Linked DNA regions of Homo sapiens: region 2 is linked to region 1. Evidence: read pairs that join two places in POLR2A ChIA-PET (ENCODE). Cell type or tissue: Panc1. All regions are shown on one strand. Links, peaks and the distances in the headings refer to the core of each region. The heading gives the core; the rest is flanking DNA. Region 1 holds the start of LOC105378651 (a long non-coding RNA gene). Region 2 overlaps MIR3659HG (MIR3659 host gene).

Region 1 (5,373 bases), core at 171-5,170:
TCTAATTTTTGTATTTTTAGTAGAGACAGGGTTTCGCCATGTTGGCCAGGCTGGTCTCGAACTCCTGACCTCATGATCCGCCCGCCTCAGCCTTCCAAAGTGTTGGGATTAAAGGCATGAGTCATCGTGCCCAGCCAGAAACAGCATTTTTAAGCAACTGTTTGCTTTGGGTTCTCTAGGCTATCAAAAAGTGGGTATTTTGATCATATGCATATAGGAAAAAACAATCTACTACTCTGTTTCCCTTGGGGCCTGTATCGACATCCAAAGGCAGCCCAAAGGGTTCTTCCTACCTGTTATAGAAGATGTAACTCTCCTCTGAGGCCATAATAACTCTGGAAACAGATGACCCAAATAGAACTGAGGGGCTTGATACCATTTCTTACCAATTTTAGCAGGAGCAACTTAGCAATTAATAGTGTCACCCCACTTACTGTAGGTATTTTAAGAGAAAAATTTTTTTTTTTTTCGAGATGGAGTCTTGCTCCGTCTCCCAGGCTGGAATGCAATGGCACGATCTCGGCTCACTGCAACCTCTGCCTCCTGGGTTCAAGCAATTCTCCTACCTCAGCCTCCAGAGTACATGGGATTACAGGCACCTGCCACCACGCCCATCTAATTTTTGTATTTTTAGTAGTGACGGAGTTTCGCCATGTTGGCCAGGCTGGTCTCGAACTCCTGACCTCAGGTGATCCGCCCGCCTCAGCTTCCCACAGTGCTGGGATTACAGGCATGAGTCACCACGCCTGGCTGACAAAATTTTTAAAACTATTTATTTATTTATTTTAGAGACAGTCTCACTATGTTGCCTAGGCTGGAGTGCAGCAACTAATTCACAGGATCAATCATAGTGCACATCACCCTCAAACTCCTGGGCTCAAGCCTTCCACCTCAGCCTCTCAAGTGGCTGGGACTACAGGTACGCGCCACCATGTTCAGCTTTCAAATTATTTTAAAATAAAAATAAAACCGAAACCGTAACAATAATTCCTCACCAGCATATGGCTAGTCTCTGTTTTTTGAAAGGAAATGAAAGATTGAGATCCCTGCACATTTCTCAGTCGGGGCAGCTAACTGGCTTCAGAGCTAGCTGGCCTGACTTGTCATAGAAGACTAAGGGAATGAAGTGCCTGCATGGCCTGGCTCTGGTGTACTGGCTGAGAACACAGCACCCACCTCTTTCTGCTGCCATTGGCCTTGTCCTCCGCCAATTGTCTGGATTCTGGCAGTCTCTTGTGAAGGGGCAAGGAGATGAGGTGCTCTTAAACTCTCACCCGTCCCAGCACCATAGCCCAGAATGTCATGGAAACTCTAGTGATAGTGAACTCTGAGATAAGCCCAAGGAAGATGCAAACTATCAGCACCATCAGGCGCTTCGATCGCACCTTGTGATGGCTGCAATGAAGGAGAAACAAGCACCGAGGAAGTCCTCTGCTCACCTCGTTTCCTCTCAGTTTACAAACTCTTGTGCAACATGCCACTCCTCCCTGCCCCTCATAGTTTCCAAGCCTTGTAAGAGCAAGTGGAGGGCTGGCCCACACTTTACACAGCTACTTGACAGGCTCTTCATTGCTGGCAAATGACTGTCACAAATAGGTACTAGGGGTCATGCCAAAGCTCACACATAAATGGAGCCTCACGGACACACCCAGGGGAAAAAAGCACCAGGGGCCCTTGCAGAAAACCCTGGAGCTGGACAAAAAAAGACAGGTCTGCAGGTCCTCCCAGAGCACGGACTCACCCAAATTTCAGCCCTGAGCCTCCCATCTCCAAACGACAAGCTCCTGCTCAGCAACTGGCCTTCTGTGCTCCCCATTATCCACCAACTGCTGGGTGGGAAAAAACCTAGTCCTTTTATAACCTGTAACTTCATCCTGGCCTCTAGTCCCAGAGTAGACAGGGCTCCCCAAGACTCCAGCCCTGTACACTGCGCTATCATCACAGGGGCTGAGAACTGACAGAGCCCCAACACATACCATACCTCACCCAAAGGAAGACTCTATCGTAGGCAGGGCACCACTCCCCCACCCGCCCCACGCGACAAACTCGGAAGATCAGGATTGAAGAGCAAGCTCAGATGGAGCAACAGGCCCAGAGAGGGGCAGCGAGTGGCCCGAGGTCACACAGCGAGTTCGGAACGGAGCTTTACTAAAACCCCAGCCTCCGGATTCCCAAGTACCCCATTCCCACCCGCCTACCCTCGTCACGCACGCCTAAGAAGAACATCACAGAACTTCTGCCCCAGTGTCCCAGCCTCCAGAGGGCCACCAGGACTTTGGTCTTCGCCCCGAGCGTCCACTGGCCAAACCGCCGACCCTGCCCACCCGAGGGCCGGGCGCACCGCCGCCCCCGGCCCAGCTCCCCAGCCCAGCTTCCCGCCGCCCGCCGAACCTGCAGTGTTGCGCTCCCGAGAGCCGGCGGCGGCAGACATTTCCCTGCCTGCTTCCTCAAGCTCCTCATCCCGCCGCCCGTCCCGCGCGCTCCGCCCCCAGACGAACCCGCCCCCGTGTGCCCGCTCCATCAATCGAAAGCCTGTCTTCTCCATCGCTCCGCCCCAAAACAGAACGGAGCCCGCCCCCTGTGGCCGGGCCTCCTCCAATCCCCACCGTTTCTTCCGGGACGGATACCTGCCTCCGCCAATTGTCGCGTACCCTGGCCAGGTAACTAGGGCCGAGTTACAACCGCGCGGCGTTGGCATCTCCAGCTCCAGCTCTGCGCACCTATACCGAGACAGCCACAGGAATTCAGGATCCCGGGTCGCAGAATCGAAGCCTGTGCAGGAACAAATGGGGGCAGACTGAGCCACGAGCTTGAAGAGCCGGCTCTGCATGATTGTATTATCCCAAGAGACTCCGGCCCTGTTTCTCCCGCGCACAGAAGGGTTCTGTGCGCACTGAGGTTCAAATGCAAGAATAATTGTGAACACAAAAGTACTATTCCAAGGCAGAGACCACCGCCATTCCTTGAACCTCACGGTAACTATGTGCCAAGGTCTGTGCCTCGTATAAATATTATCTTCCTACTCCTCGTAACACACCTTTTATGAGGGAGGAAACTATTATCCCAATTTTCTTTTCTTTTCTTTTTTTTTTTTTTTTTTTTTTTGAGACGGAGTCTCGCTCTGTCGCCTAAGCTGGAGTGCAGTGGAGCGATCTCCGCTCACTGCAACCTCTGCCTCCCGGATTCAAGCGATTCTCCTGCCTCAGCCTCCCGAGTAGCTGGGACTACAGGCACGTGTCACCATGCCTGGCTAATTTTTTGTATTTTAGTAGAGACGGGGTTTCACCGTATTAGCCAGGATGGTCTTGATCTCCTGACCTCATGATCCACCTGCCTCGGCCTCCCAAAGTGTTGGGATTACAGGCGTGAGCCACCACCCCCGGCCTATTATCCCCATTTTATATACAAGGCAACCAAGTTCAGAGAGGTTAAGTCTGAGGTCGCAGAGTGACTAGCAGAGTGGAGGATTCAAACCGATGCCAGAGGGTTGGAGGATTTCACCACCCATAACCTCCAGCAGCAGTTGGCAGCCCACTCCAGAGAAACACACGCCGTAAGTAAGCAGTGTGTTTACTATGAAATATATCAAGACAAGTCCTCTGTTTCTCCCTTAACCAGACTGCCACTCTCCCTCTTAGAAATTCTTGAGTCACCTCTGTCTCTGACTCAAACCCTCTGACTCAAACTATCTGACTCTGGAACAGTTGCTCTTAACCCTCCTGCTATCCCACCTGCTCTGTCTGTAGAGCTGCATGAACCCGACCGAACTGAATAGGATGTGCAAGGACATGATATATGAGAAGACTTGAGTTCCAGTCCTGACTATGGCACTGCCAGACACAGCTTTTAAGTTGTCTTCAGCATTTACATACTATTAACCCATACTTGGCCTCGTCTGATCCTCAAAAAACTTGGCTTATTGAAGAAGGCAAGTTTATATTTCCATTGTATAAATAAAAAAGCCAAGGTCTGAAAAAATAAAATATATAGTAGGGCCAGGCGCATGCCTGTAATCCCAGCACTTTGGGAGGCTGAGGCGGGCAGATCACGAGGTCAGGAGATCCAGACCATCCTGGCTAACATGGTGAAACCCTGTCTCCACAAAAAATACAAAAAATTAGCTGGCCATGGTGGCATGCGCCTGTAGTCCCAGCTACTCGGGAGGCTGAGGCAGGAGAATCCCTCTAACCTGGGAGGTAGAGGTTTCAGTGAGCTGAGATCGCACCACAGCACTCCAACCTGGGTGAAAGAGTGAGACTCTGTCTCAAGAAAAAAAGAAAATACAAAAATTAGCCGGGTGTGGTGGCGGGCACCTGTAATCCCAGCTACTCGGGAGGCTGAGGCAGGAGAATAACCTGAACCTGGGAGGTGGAGGTTGCAGTGAGCCAAGATTGCACCACCACACCCCAGCCTGGGTGACAGAGCTAGACTCTGTCTCAATAAATAAATAAATAAATAAATAAATAAATAAATAAATAATAGATAAAATAAAATGTAGTGTTCACATTCACATTTAGGAAGTGACAGACCTGGGATCTGCACTGAAATCTCTGAACTCCGAGGGCTTTGGCATCAGAAACTGAAGTTTCAAACCTGGTCCCATTACTTCAATTTTTATTTTATTTATTTATTTATTTATTTATTTATTTATTTATTTATTTATTTATTTTGGGACAAACTCTTGCTCTGTCGCCCAGGCTGGAATGCAGTAACGTGATCTCTGCTTACTGCAACCTCCGCCTCCCGGGTTCAAATGATTCTCCTGCCTCAGACTCCTGAGTAGCTGGGATTACAGGCACACGGCACCACGCCTGGCTAATTTTTGTATTTTTAGTAGAGGCGAGGTTTCACCATATTGGTCAGTCTGGTCTCGAACTCCTGACCTCATGATCCGCCCACCTCAACCTCTCAAAAGTGCTGGGATTACAGGTGTGAGCCACCCCATCCGGCCCCTATTACTTCAATTGATGATTGATCTTGGGTAAGTTGCTTGCCTCCTCTGTGTCAATTTACTCGTCTGTAAAACAGGATATCTACTTCTTAGTATTGTTCAGAAGACCAAACGGAGAAATACAGTTGTTGTGCATTGTCTCGGTATCTAGAAAAATGTCTGGCACACAGTAGGTGCTCAATTAATGTTAGCTAACTGTGATCTCTTGTTAGCTGATGTTTCTCTAATAGTAGATTCTTAGCCAAGACACTTCCACTCTCTGGCCTTTTGTGCTGTACAACATTATCCATCAAGGACTGGGTGGAAAAAACCTAGTTCCTTTTGCCTCTAGTGCCTCTAGTAAAATGAAAGAGTTGGGCTGGTGGATATCTAAGAGTCTGTCAATACTGAGAGTCCCTTCTAACCCAGGTCCCTCCCTGAGG
Region 2 (5,373 bases), core at 284-5,283, 170 kb after region 1:
GATGCCATGCACCTGTGTTTGTATTGTGAGTCTGTGTAGAGTCTGGCGTGAGCGTGTGTGACAGTGAGCTTGGGAGGTGATCTGTGGGTGTGTGTTTGCCTAGTGGGAGGATTTGTGAGGGTGGATATGGGAGGCTCCCCGTTCTTACTCCTCTGCTTTCATCTTCTCCGTAACATTGATCACCATTGGACACACTGGGTATTAGTAGTTACTTCTTTGTTTATGGTTTCTCTCCTGAAAGCTAGAATGCAAACCCCATGAGGGTAGGAGTTTTACCTGTTTTGTTCATGGCTGTATCCCCACTATTACAACAGTCCCTGGCACATGATGGTGTAGCTGATGTCCAAGAACATTCACTGAATGAATGAATGAATAACTTAATCATCTCCTTCAAGAGTTCCCTTAAGTGTCACTCTTAATTAGTGTTGACCTCCACTTAAAATTTCTGCCTGCCCCAGCGGATCATGAGGTCAGGAGATTGAGACCATCCTGGCTAACACGGTGAAACCCCGTCTCTACTAAAAATACAAAAACAAAATTAGCCGGGTGTGTTGGTGGGCGCCTGTAGTCCCAGCTATTCAGGAGGCTGAGGCAGGAGAATGGCGTGAACCCGGGAGGCAGAGCTTGCAGTGAGCAGAGATCGTGCCACTGCACTCCAGCCTGGGCAACAGAGCGAGACTCCGTCTCAAAAAAAAAAAATTTCTGCCCTCCCCTCCCCACAGCTCTCTAGTTCTTCTTATGTTGTTCTCATTTTTCTTTTTTAAATTACCTTCCAGTATACCAAGTGATTTACTAATTGTTGTTTACTTTTTATTTTTATTTTCTGAGTGGGAGTTGCACTCTGTCACCTGGCCTGGAGTGCAGTGGTGCGATCTCAGCTCACTGCAACCTCCGCCACCTGGGTTCAAGCAATTCTCCTGCCTCAGCCTCCCGAGTAGCTGGGATTACAGATGCACACCACCAAGCCCAGCTAATTTTTCTATTTTAGTAGGGACAGGGTTTACCATGTTGGCCAGGCTGGTCTTGAACTCCTGACCTCAGTTGATCCACCTGCCTTAGCCTCCCAAAGTGCTGGGATTACAGGCGTGAGCCACCATGTCTAGCTTTGTTTATTTATTATGTACTATCCTAAGTTTTTAAAATTGTTAGTATCCCTGTTAGAATGAAAGCCCTCACAAAGAGTGGAACCTTTGTTCAGTTTGTCCACTGATGTCTTTCGGGTGCCTGGAACAGTGCCTGGCAGCTGGCAGGTGCTTAATTGATATTTACTGAGTGGATGGATGGGCTTCTGTGTGTCATGCGGGCATGAGTGGGCTTTTGAAGTGTTTTCTGTGAATGTGTTTATAAAGTGTGTGTGGGTGTGTGATAGTCAAGGACTGCATTTTTTTTTTTTTTTTTTTTTTTTGAGATGGGGTCTCACTCTGTCACCCAGGCTGGAGTGCAATGGTGCAATTTCTGCTCACTGCAACCTCCACCTCCCTGGGCTCAAGTCATTCTCCCACCCCAATCTCCCTATTAGCTGGAATTATAAGCGTGAGTCACCACACCTGGCTTTTTTTTGTATTTTTTGGTAGAGATGGGGCTTCGCCATGTTGCCCAGTCTGGTCCTGAGCTCCTGATGAGCTCAAGTGATCCACCCACCTTGGCCTCCCAAAGTGCTGGGATTACAGGCGTGAGCCACCATGCCCAGTCAGGACTGCATTTTTAATGATGTGGGTGACTGTGTTTGATGATGTGGGTAACTGTGTACTTTGAGGCCCGAGGGCAAGTCTCTGATAGAGCTTTCAGGTTTGGGGCATCCTGCTTGGGTATTGTCAAAGATTTGCAAACAGACCCATGAATGGCTTCCCTAGGAATGTCTAGGAATCTTTTCCTTGGTGGGCTGCAAACCTGGTGGCCACAGGCCTGAGCCCTGTCCCTGGCAGCCTCCTGGGTCCACCCCTTCCTTTGCCTGTGGGCACATCTGGGCCTCATGCTTAGGGAATTCCCTCACCCTATAGCACAGTCTGAGCCCTGGGCTGGGAGGCATCAGGAGAAGGGCAAAGGCTGTAGTCAGTGCTGGAGGACAGCCACATGAGCAGCAGCTGGCCTCAGCACCTGGACAGTCTGGGAAGAGGGGCCTTGGGGTGCCACTTGGACAGGGGGTAATCCTGGCACCAGGGATTCAGGAGGCAGTGGTCAGTTCAGAGGCATCAGGGTTTGGTGGCAGGTGGCTAAGCCCTGATGAGGGGTTGGGAAAGAGGGTCCAAGCTGGCCCTATGCTTGGGCTGTGGGGGCATCGGGGGCCCAGGCATCAAAGAGTTTATGGTGTGATGTGGGCTTGGGGGCCAACATGAAAAGCCCACTGTTTCAGTCTTCAGGGAGTGGTGGGGTCTGTGCCTCAGTCCAGTCCCATTTAATATGAAGGTGGTGGGCACAGAGCGGCTGGGAGGTGGGGTGAGGGGAGGCCACCCTGTGGATGACAGTGTCAGGACCTAGAAGGCACTCAACCAAGTGAAACTTTGGGCTGAGGCTGAAAGACACATGCAGCAAGGCCAGAGACAATATGCCCCCTTAGGCCAGCATTTAGGAAATATTCTCTAATGCGTGAGTGTGGTGGTCAGGGTCAGACAGCTGCACTCAGCTTTCACAATCTCCAGCTGTGTGACCTTGGGAGGGTTATGTAACCTCTCTGAACCTCAGTTTCCTGACAGGCACAATGCAGATACTTTAAAAAAAATTTCATAGTGAGATTGGAAGGATCAAGCTGTCATTACTACTGTTATTCTTGTTATTTAAAAAGCTGTACAGGTCCAGGAAGGAAGGACTGTCTTGACAGGAATTCAGACAAAAAAAGATCCAGGGTTTTGGCCGATCTCAAATTAGTATGAGGGTCTAATATGGATGGTGAGATCTGTGACATACAAAAGAAGGCAGTGATCCCTGAAGCCAACATGGGTTCACCAAGACCGGGCACAGCTCTTAGGTTCTTGACAGCTTAATGACTCGTGGGTAAAGAAAACGAGCCAGCATGGGTGGAGAGGAATCTGTGATTTATTGAGCACCAACTGTGTGCTGGATACTTCACACGCATGGTTTTATTTAATCCTCACAAGCTTGTGGATTAAACAAGACGTGACAATCTCCATTTTACTGATGAGAAACTGAGTCTCCGGGAAGTGACTTGCCCAAGGTGGGTGGAGCTGGGATTCAAACCTGGGTCTGTCTGACCCTTTCTGCCATATCACACTGTCTCCTAAGATGTTGGGTAGAGTCTCTCGTGACTTTTGAGGACATGAAGGATGTCTGAGAGGGCGCAAAGAGGGCTCCCATTGGGCCAAACAACAGCCATGAAATGTTCACGTAAGTGTAACCAGGTCAGTCTACAGAAGGCCTCTAGACACTGCCATGGGGCTGTCCACCCTGCTTTGATCAGTCTATGCCAAGGACCTATAAGAAGACATGGAGGATACAGACTTATAAAAGGTGGAGTGGTAGAAAGCTCCAAGGGACAGAGAAAACCTCAGCAGAATCAGGATTTAGAAAGATCTCGACAGACTGGCGTGGCAAGGTGAATTTAGCTGAGGAAATATCACAGGGAAAAAGGCTGAGGCCCATCTTGACTACAGGAAAAATTGTAGAAGGGATGGGCAGCTCATGAGAAAGATTTAGAAGCTCAAGTGCCAGTAAGTTCAGCATGAGTCAGTAGGCTACATTAATAGAAGTATGGTGTTTGGGACAAGGGAGGGGGGCCTCTCTCTAGCCTCAGTTTACTCTCTGCCCTGGGGCAGTTTGTACTGCAGGTATTTGAAGGTCATGTGCTATTTTCTGTTTTTCCAGTTCTCTCCCTTTCTTTTCAAGTTATTAGGGGAGGCAGAGTCCTTCTGGAGTTTGACCCTTGGATTCCATCCAGAGCAGCCTCCAAAATGACACCTTTGAAGGTGGGAAAGACACTGCATATTCTCTGGGTTTTTGTTTGAGGTCTGTCTTGGATTTGTTCTTTATGCCCAATTACCCTAAGTCAAGGGAGAAGAAAGTGCTGGTCTCTGAATGTTCTGGAACGGGGAGAGCTCCTGGTTCCCTAGTTCCTACTGGCCAGGTGTATCCATTCCTTTTCCAGCTGTCTCCTTCCCTTCTTAGAGCCCTTTTTCTGGTGGTCAGTGGCTTGCCAGGGCCTGGCCAGGCTGGTTCTCCTATGCTGGAGGAGGGGCAACAGGAGGGAGCCTTGCAGCTGCTCACATTGGGGCTGGATCTCTGCTTAAGCTGGGATGTCACCTGCCAAGCTGAATTCGGCACAGGAAGCTCCTGGCTGGAAGACGCGCTGTTTAATTTGGAGATTCTGTTCCACTCTGAAATGTGCTTCTCCTGGCAGCTGCAATGAAGTGAAGCTGTTGAGCTTCCCTCTCTTATGCCAGAATCACAGCCACTTTTTCCTGAGAAAGAAACAGAGCTACAGACAGTTTTACTCATTAAATACTTTTTTTCCCCTTAAATCTGTTTTTGTAATTTTTTTTTTTTTGCGTGAACGGAAAAGTAAAACGGGTGATATTGAAATAAACAAGGCATTTGTGATGGGAAGGTTAAAGCAGATTGTTGGGGGTGGGGAAGGGGGTTGGAAATGCCCCATGTGTCTGTATGCAGGCTGCTCGTAGCCTGTTGAGGATGAGAGTGAGAGAAAGTATTCATGAGGCTGCCCCTCTCCCAGCCCAGAGGAGTCAATTTCTCCAAGTGTCCTGGGCTTCAGTGAGAAAGGCAGTGGAGAAGGGAGCTCTCGTTTATTAAGGGCCCACCAAGTGCTACGCCTGTAATATGGGTGAGCTCATTCAGTCCTTATGGCAACCCTGGGTGGTAGGAGCTATTTTACAGATAAGGAAGGTTGAGGCTCAGATGACTTAAGGTCAACCCTGCAGGGCATACAGAGCTGGGATTTGAACCTCCATCTGTCTGACCTCTGATGCTGTTTTTGGCTATACTTTGCTACCCTGAGCAGTTGTGTATCGAGCTGGGGGATGTAAAGGGAGGAGAAGAAAGAAGATGAAGAGATACCAGCCAGCCTTAAGGAGTGGACATCCTGCCTGGTGAAACTGAACAAGACACCTACCGCATGTGAGTGAACCAAGCCCTAGTTGCTGGGCTCCGACAAACATGGCTGGTTTGGGGAAGGGTATGTAAGAGTGGGTGTGGAGGGTTTTGGCCTGATAATGAAGGTAGGCTTCTTGGAGGTAGAGGACCCTGGAAGTTGAGTGGAGTTGAGGGAACAGCCTGGCAACATCCTGGGCCAAGGCAGGCAAGGTGTGAGTATGGCTCTGGTGAGAGGAGGTAAGTCTGAGTCGGGTAGTGATGGTTGTGGTGAGAATATCCATGTTGGCAGAGGAGGATCAGGTTGGAAGATGT

Evidence for each region. Peaks named below come from ENCODE experiments on the same cell type or tissue, not always from the same donor. Only the 100,000 strongest peaks of a DNase experiment are listed, where the experiment ranks them.
Region 2: POLR2A ChIA-PET joins it to region 1 with 6 read pairs; 2 of 35 experiments call an interaction of 5 or more read pairs at or near these places.

What each region holds. Positions count from the first base shown.
Region 1 is chr1:37,929,282-37,934,654 of GRCh38, forward strand. INPP5B (inositol polyphosphate-5-phosphatase B) reads right to left here. Exons shown (of 24, transcript NM_005540.3): 7 at 2,632-2,772. It overlaps LOC105378651 (a long non-coding RNA gene), which reads left to right and starts at 2,769. Exons shown (of 5, transcript XR_001737983.3): 1 at 2,769-2,991; 2 at 5,360-5,373. RefSeq lists an enhancer at 1,414-1,913 and a silencer at 2,208-2,437. In Panc1, for the core only: no CTCF peak of the experiment used is centred there; DNase peaks (open chromatin) are centred at 2,580 and 3,750; H3K4me3 peaks cover 1,891 bases; H3K27ac peaks cover 1,191 bases.
Region 2 is chr1:38,098,577-38,103,949 of GRCh38, forward strand. It overlaps MIR3659HG (MIR3659 host gene), which reads left to right. Exons shown (of 5, transcript NR_168386.1): 2 at 3,841-3,920; 3 at 4,970-5,085. Among named protein-coding and RNA genes, the nearest start is that of MIR3659, 12 kb to the left of the region's middle. In Panc1, for the core only: no CTCF peak of the experiment used is centred there; no DNase peak of the experiment used is centred there.